Regions from separate parts of the Homo sapiens genome. Here regions 1 and 3 are each linked to region 2. The links are chromatin loops, found by intact Hi-C in ENCODE. Cell type or tissue: psoas muscle. All regions are shown on one strand.

What was found. A loop is a pair of places that touch in the nucleus more often than their neighbours do. Peaks named below come from ENCODE experiments on the same cell type or tissue, not always from the same donor. Only the 100,000 strongest peaks of a DNase experiment are listed, where the experiment ranks them.
Region 1: a loop joins it to region 2, with 2.1 times the contacts of the local background. A loop is called at or near these places in 69 of 110 quality-filtered maps.
Region 3: a loop joins it to region 2, with 8 times the contacts of the local background. A loop is called at or near these places in 71 of 110 quality-filtered maps.

Annotation. Positions count from the first base shown.
Region 1 is chr14:75,803,999-75,806,498 of GRCh38, reverse strand. All of the region lies in intron 27 of TTLL5 (tubulin tyrosine ligase like 5), which reads right to left. Among named protein-coding and RNA genes, the nearest start is that of TTLL5, 140 kb to the right of the region's middle. In psoas muscle, no CTCF peak of the experiment used is centred here; no DNase peak of the experiment used is centred here; H3K27ac peaks cover 1,218 bases.
Region 2 is chr14:75,978,419-75,980,918 of GRCh38, reverse strand. TGFB3 (transforming growth factor beta 3) reads left to right here. Exons shown (of 7, transcript NM_003239.5): 1 at 1-377. The coding sequence starts at 26. Among named protein-coding and RNA genes, the nearest start is that of TGFB3, 2.3 kb to the left of the region's middle. In psoas muscle, a CTCF peak has its summit at 1,479; DNase peaks (open chromatin) are centred at 1,022, 1,498 and 2,482; H3K4me3 peaks cover 2,500 bases; H3K27ac peaks cover 1,879 bases.
Region 3 is chr14:75,793,137-75,795,636 of GRCh38, reverse strand. All of the region lies in intron 27 of TTLL5 (tubulin tyrosine ligase like 5), which reads right to left. Among named protein-coding and RNA genes, the nearest start is that of TTLL5, 130 kb to the right of the region's middle. In psoas muscle, a CTCF peak has its summit at 945 (motif pointing left); no DNase peak of the experiment used is centred here.

The sequences.
Region 1 (2,500 bases), 170 kb after region 2:
ATAGTAGGGAGACAGGCTGGAAAAGTAGCCTGGAGCCAGATTCTAAATAAAGGCTTTGAATCACATTTAACAGCCTGGGCTTCCCATTATAGACAACAGAAGGCCCTCGAGATTCTTAAGCAGAAGAGTACCATGATGAGACTTGTGATTTAGGAAAGGATCCATTATGGCCGGGCACAGTGGCTCACACCTGAATTCCCAGCACTTTGAAAGGCTGAAGCGGACAGATCACTTGAGGTCAGGAGTTTGAAACCACTCTGGCCAAGATGGTGAAACCCCATCTCTACTAAAAATACAAAAATTAGCCCGGCATGGCGGCAGGCATCTGTAATCCCAGCTACTTGGGAGGCTGAGGCAGGAGAATCACTTGAACCTGGGAGGCAGAGATTGTAGTGAGCTGAGATCGCGCACCACTGCACTCCAGTCTGAGCAACAGAGTGAGACTGCATCTCAAAAAAAAAAAAAAAAGAATCTTTCAGAGCAAAGCAAAGACTAGGGTGAACAGGAAGAGACTGGCCAAGAAACCAGTGAAAAGGTAATTGCAGCTCTCCATCCAAGAGATAATAAAGGCCTTAAGCAGGACAGTAGATGGAAAAGTGAAAAACAGGATAGGTATCAGAGACACTGTAGAATCTTGACAACTGCCTGGACATAGAATGAGGAAGTGAAGAGAGGCACTGATAAACCAATGGCTCCATTCCTAAATTCCCTGGGATTCTAGAATTCCAAGAATTGCAATGTCACTAATATAGAGAAGAACAAAAAGAGGCAAATAAGTTTTAAATATGTTTAAGACTTTTCTGAGTATTTTCAAAATATGTTCAAAATACATCAAGTATTTTGAATGTTCTGCAATATAGTTAGGTAGAAATGTCTCACAGGTGGAAATGTGGACCTGACTCTCAGCAAAGGCTCAAACTAAAGATATATACTTGGGAGAAATCCATAGAGAAGTACCAGGATGAAATCACAGGAAAAGGAACTTTATCCCAGGGGAAAGTATGGAGAGGAAAAAGAAGTTCTGAGGATTACAGCCTAGAATTCAGAGATATGCTGGAGGATCCCAAAAGACCAGGGAGAAGCAGATGCCCAGGGGCCACTCCACCTTCTTCAACCAGAGCCACTCTGCTATGATCAACTTTATACACATAAGATCTATATGCCAGTGGCTCTGAAAAACATGTTGAAAATGGAATCTAGTTTTCAGGGAGAGCAGGAGGAAGCAATGATTTCTCAGAGGAATTACTGAAGGGTTAGAAAAGCTAAGGGAAATTTTCACCTAAGAAGCCGTTGATAATAGTGCCACATGCTAAAGGAAGAAGATTAAAAATAGTGACTGAAGTTGGCAATTCTGAGGTCATGAGTGGCCTTTGAGAGAGAGATGGACAAATGTAAGAGATGAAGTCAGACTGCAAGAGCAAGTGTGTAGGGGTGGAGGGGCAGAAGGGAGACTAGAGCCAACAAGGGTGTGTTATTTTAAAAGAAGTTTGGCAGTACAAGTAAGATGAGTTTAAAGGGGTGGCAGAGTAAAACAAAGGCTATTTTAAAACAAGAGACCATGCAGTAGGCCAGGAACTAAAGAAAATGAGAGCTTCAAGCCTCAAGACCTAGAAAAGCTAGGAAATTAGATCAGATCAACTGGAGCCAGGTCCTGGAACAGAGAGGCACAAGTAGCCAAGAGAAGAATTGGTCTTGATACCAAAACTACCCCATTTTACAGATGAGGAAATCAAGGCACAGGGAGGTTAAACAACTTGTCCAAGGTCTTGCTGACTCAAGAGCTTATGCCTTTTTCTATTTACCCTTTCCTGCTTCTAGAAATGGGAAAGAATAATGTATATGGTAAAAAGAACAACAACTTTTTCTACTAAGAAAGAATATGAAACTAAAGGAACTAGGGTTAACAAACGGCCACAAAATCTGAGCACAAATGTACCTAAGTTCAAATGTGTCCAGATAAACTAAGGAGGCAGAAAGAGTTTCCAGTGCCAATTGCTGAAGCTTGTGATAAACTGGGCGCCATCTGCCTCAATCCTAGAGAACATCTGTAACCATTTCAAAGATTTAGCTCCGTCTCTCTTCATTTGGAATTTCTGAAATTGAGATTCACTCAGGGTCCACTGTGGACCCTTACGGTGTTAGCTGCGGAAGCAGAAGAAATGATAAAGAATTCCTTTGTATAGAGAGAGTGAGAGAGTTTAACTGCTGTGAATCAAGCTTTATGTACCTCCGCATCTATCTTTCTCTAGGACCAGGCAGGGAAGTCTCAGGGTAAGGAGCAAGAAAAATGAAAGAAATAGAATGGATTTTTTTTTTCCCACTCTCCATCTAAATGAAAAATGTGAAGAGCAAAAAGTATCTCCTCCCCTCTCTGTATCTGTCAGCACATTTCCAGGAGGCCTGGCCACATCCCGGGCACTGGCTGGTTGGGGAGCAGAGACTGACACAGCACATTCGTTCACACTGGAGCCCCCGCCTGGGTGGTCTGCTGTTATCCCTT
Region 2 (2,500 bases):
CCTGGCCTCTCTTCCCAGCTCACACATGAAGATGCACTTGCAAAGGGCTCTGGTGGTCCTGGCCCTGCTGAACTTTGCCACGGTCAGCCTCTCTCTGTCCACTTGCACCACCTTGGACTTCGGCCACATCAAGAAGAAGAGGGTGGAAGCCATTAGGGGACAGATCTTGAGCAAGCTCAGGCTCACCAGCCCCCCTGAGCCAACGGTGATGACCCACGTCCCCTATCAGGTCCTGGCCCTTTACAACAGCACCCGGGAGCTGCTGGAGGAGATGCATGGGGAGAGGGAGGAAGGCTGCACCCAGGAAAACACCGAGTCGGAATACTATGCCAAAGAAATCCATAAATTCGACATGATCCAGGGGCTGGCGGAGCACAGTAAGTCCAAATTCTCGCTGGGGTGTCTGCTCTGGAGGGTCTGAACTGGAGCTGGGAGCTCTGCAGAGGGGGGCCTAGTGCTGGCCACACAGCAGGGTGCCCCAGGATTCACCAGCACCAAGGCTCAGGATGTGCGATGCTCCTCCGTTGGGGCTGGGGAGGTGGGTGGGGAAGGAGATAGAGCCATTCTGTTAAGAGCCGGCGCTTCTGGGAGGCCAGGAGCCCTGGAGCTGAGTGGCTTGCTGAATTCACATCACATCCTTGACTGATTTTAATTTGGAATTACATTGTGCTGTCCAGGGAAACATATGTATTCTTGCACATGCGATCGTATCAGTAACTGTAAGCATCTGGGTGCCATAAAGGGGAAGGCCGGCTCTGTCAGGAGCCCTTACGGTTCTCAGTGTGGAGACCTCATCTTCTCCCTGCTTTTCACAACTCATTGTGACACGTCTCCGTTTCAGTTTTTCCAGTTCTTGGGAAGAAGAATACCTGCCCCAAATTAATGTCTGTCAAGCTTTTTGAAGCCCAGGCAGGAGACAGCTTCTTGCTGCCTGGGCCCTTTGGTCTACCCCACCCACGTGACCCACGAGACCCACGTGAGCTGTGTGTGTGGAAGGAAGAGGGTATGCACGAATGTTCCCAGGGCCGTGTACTTTAGGGTGACATGCAGTCTTGTGCAGTAGACAGATTCATGTGCTCAAAATGGGCGCCCTCCAGGCCGGTGGGCACGGGGAGAGCGGGTTTTGGCTGTGGATGCGTAGAGGAGGCTGGCGCCCTTTGTGTCTGCGTGTCACGGGAGAGCGGGTGGAGGGGTGGCAGTGGGTGCATGGTGGGGGGGGGGGATATGTCTGGGAGCCTGCCGTCCCAGGAGGCTCTGTCTGCATGGAGGAGCCGGGCGGCTTCTGGGCGAGATGTCTGTGTGTGTTGGTACACGTGTGGAAGTCATATGTGTTTACTGAAGGGGATTTTAAAAACCTCAATACAAGAGAGAGAAATTTGGCAGATGTTGAGAAACTGACAGCCCAGGAAAGAGGAATGTGAGCCACTCGTGGGCCGTAGACTCCGGGAGCAGCTCTGTTTGCTTTTCCTACCAGCAGGTGTCCTCGCCGCCCTGACTACCTCAGCCCAGGCCCACCTGGGAGGTGGGCAGCTCCTGGAGTGGGGTGGAGGGCATGGGATGGAGCTGGCAGGCAGGGGAGGGTGGTCAGCAGAGCACACAGCAAGGGGTGAAAGGAACCTGGCTGGAGAGAAGGAACAGGAGTGGGTACCGATGGGTGGACCAGCTCTGGCTGGAGGTGCAAAGGCCCCGTTCACGGCTCCACGCCAGGCAGAGGAGCCTGTGGTTACTGGCGAGGGGTTCCCGCTCCAGCTTCCTGTGGCTGCCTGGAGCGCCTTTCTTCAGGATGTGGCTGCCATGTGGGGCGGAGGCTGGAGGCCGATGCAGAGCTACTACTCCCTGCCCAGGGTCTCTGGGTGGGGCTGGCTCAGAGACCCACAGTTCCCAGAGGCACCTAGCAGCTCGATGGCCAAGGCTCCAACTCCCTGGGAACCCACCAACGCGGGAGATAGTGACCACAAGCATCAGAGGAAGGTCGAAATCTGAGGCCGGCAGGAGAGGTGTGAGGAGAGTCCAGGGCAAGAGGGCAGGACTCAGACCTTCATGGTCTGGGTCAGCAGGAGGAGTCCAAGGGAGGAAGCATTCTGAGTCACCAGGACCCCCCCATCCCGGAATCCTGAGCTGAGAATGAATGAGCCACGTGGAGGCAAGGCCATGCAGGTGCAAGTGGACACTGATTTTGTGCAGACTCAAAGCACAAATAGCAGATGTCCTTGGGAAAAGCCCGGGCAGGGCCCCATAGATGCTGGGCAGCTTCCAGGCTGCAGTACCAAGACCTTACAACTGCAACAGATGGGTGGATGTGGGGTTATGGAGCAATGGTCTGGCCTGGGGCAACCCAGCACAGTGAGCAGGATGCTGTTCAGGATGCTGGGGAGGAGCCAACGTGCGATGCTATGAGGCTCACAGGTACAAACCGGAAGCAGGCAGACTCTGCAGCTGTTGGAGGTGACTTGGAGGCTGAGCAGACGGACCTGGGCCCGCCCTGCAGCTGGTCGGGTGC
Region 3 (2,500 bases), 190 kb after region 2:
AGGACACAAAGGTACAAGGATTATATAATGGACTTTGGGGACTTGGGGGGAAGGGTGGAAGGAGGGTGAAGAATAAAAGACTGCACATTGGGTACAGTGTACACTACTTGGGTGATAGGTGCACCAAAATCTTGGAAATCACCACTAGAGAGCTTATCCATGTAACCAAACACCACCTGTTCCCCCAAAAACCTACTGAAATAAAAAAAATCGTATGTACCCCATAAATATATACACCTATGTACCCACAATAATTTTTGAAAAACTACTAAAAAGTACACTTTATCTAAAAACTTGTTTCTAACCAAATTAGAAGCCATTTACTATTGAAAGCCTTTTATGGCTGAAATAACAATATTTTCCACATATATTGCATTTAGAGGTTTTGCATAATATCCTCATGACCCTGTTGTATTTTCCTCATCAATCAGTGAAGACCCTGAGGTTAAGAGAAGTTGAGTGAACTGCTCAAGATCACACAGCTAGTCAGTGGCAGGAGAACAGTAGAGTGAACTGTCCAAGATCACACAGCTAGTCAGTGTCAGAAGAGTAGAATGAACTGTCCAAGATCACACAGCTAGTCAGTGTCAGAACAATGGAATTAACTGCCCAATATCACACAGGAGTCAGTGGCAGGAGAACAGTGGGGTGAACTGCCCAAGATCACACAGCTAGTCAGTGTCAGAAGAGTAGAGTGAACTGTCCAAGATCACATAGCTAATCAGTGACAGAACAGTGGCATGAACTGCCAAAGATCATACAGGAGTCAGTGTCAGAATAACAATGGAGTGAACTGCTCAAGATCACACAGGAGTCAGTGGCAAGTCTCTGGATGGCTAATCTAGCTCTTTCTCCACTACTCCATCCTGCTTATTACATCCTACAGCACCTCCCTCAGTACTGACCACCCTATTACCAAGACTCTAAAAGTTAACACTGACATCTAATGGCAAGTTCAGATCCCTACAAACCATAGTCTAATGGACTTTTAATTCGCTGGCACTGAAGTTCTTTATAGACGAAAAAAATGAACTGAAGGGGGATGACTTCCCAATCAGGATACAGTCACCTTGGATTCCTACAGGATTAGGATCTTTTCACTTTGTAGGCTTTGCAGTCTAGTGAACGATAGGAGCTAGATAGGTAAGCACTAATATTGGCTATTTTGGGTATTTTTTTTTTTTTTTTACTACAATCACAAAATCTCAATGTCTTGGTGCTTCTAGCTGCCCATTTATAAACCGGAAACATATAATCTAGTTAGTGACCCAATGATAAAAGTGTAGCAGAGCACTGGCCTTTCCCGTCTCATAGCCACTTATTTAATTTGAAAATTCCTTCCCATCATATCTTAGTATCCTATTCCCTCTTCCCATAATTCTATCACTAAAATCTAACTACCCAACTCCCTCCAAGAATCAACATTGTTCTTATAATATTCTTTGCTTCCTATTTCACATTAGGCCTTCTTATTTACTCCCTTCAAACAACTAAGGATTTGAGAAAGAAAATAATTACTGCTTCACACGCTGGGATGAGGCTGAAGTAAAACTAATTCCATGAGAGGCTTAGCTTTAGTTTTGGTCCTAAATTTTATACAGATAAGTAGGGTACCACCAGGGAGCAGTGTGTTGCCTACTTTTAGCATGTACTTAAAGTAATTTTCAGCTTCACTTTTTTCGAGACTTGATTATCACTACAGAGTTACTACCAATTAAGGAATTTGGCACATCAGCAACATAGCAAAATATAACTGTGGAGTTAAATTATGATAATTCCTTTGGAGGACTTTGATGCCATTTAACATTAAGGAATAAGAGATATGGCTTTTCCTTCAATTAAACACCATAGGGATAACCAGCAAGAAGGACAAAGAGAATTCACAAAGCTCTTGAAAGTGTCATCTACCTTCACTGTGTTGCAAGATTGTTAATATCTATATAGCATAAGGACAATATCCTGTTATTTATTTCTATCCACCCAGCTTGTTGAATGACCTTGATCACATCACTTATTTCAGCCTCAGGTTCCCCCATCTGTAAAATGGGGAGAATGATATTATATTGGATAAGGGTATAATGAAATATGAAATTAATCAGTTACCCATAAAACATCCTGAGATCATGAAATAAGAGGCAGTATAGAAAAAAATTTTTTTAAAGGGTAATGTTATAAAATTCTGGTAAAAAGATTTATAAGACTAGAACTCACTGGAAAATTTTACCAAAGAAAAGAACTTATTTTTAAAGATCCTTTAAAATTATATTTACAGATGAACATTCAAGTCTGTTTATCCATGAAATAGGTACATCATATCCAGTAGCAGACTTACTTCACAATGCCTGTAACAGAAAGTTATTTTCTTTAAATTTGAAGAGGAAAAACTTGATAATTTAGCTTGAAACCAACTATTAATAATACTCATTCAAGAGGCATCAGTATATGGGAATAGTAAAGACAGGGAAAGACAAAGTACCCTGTCATTAATTCTATCCTCAGG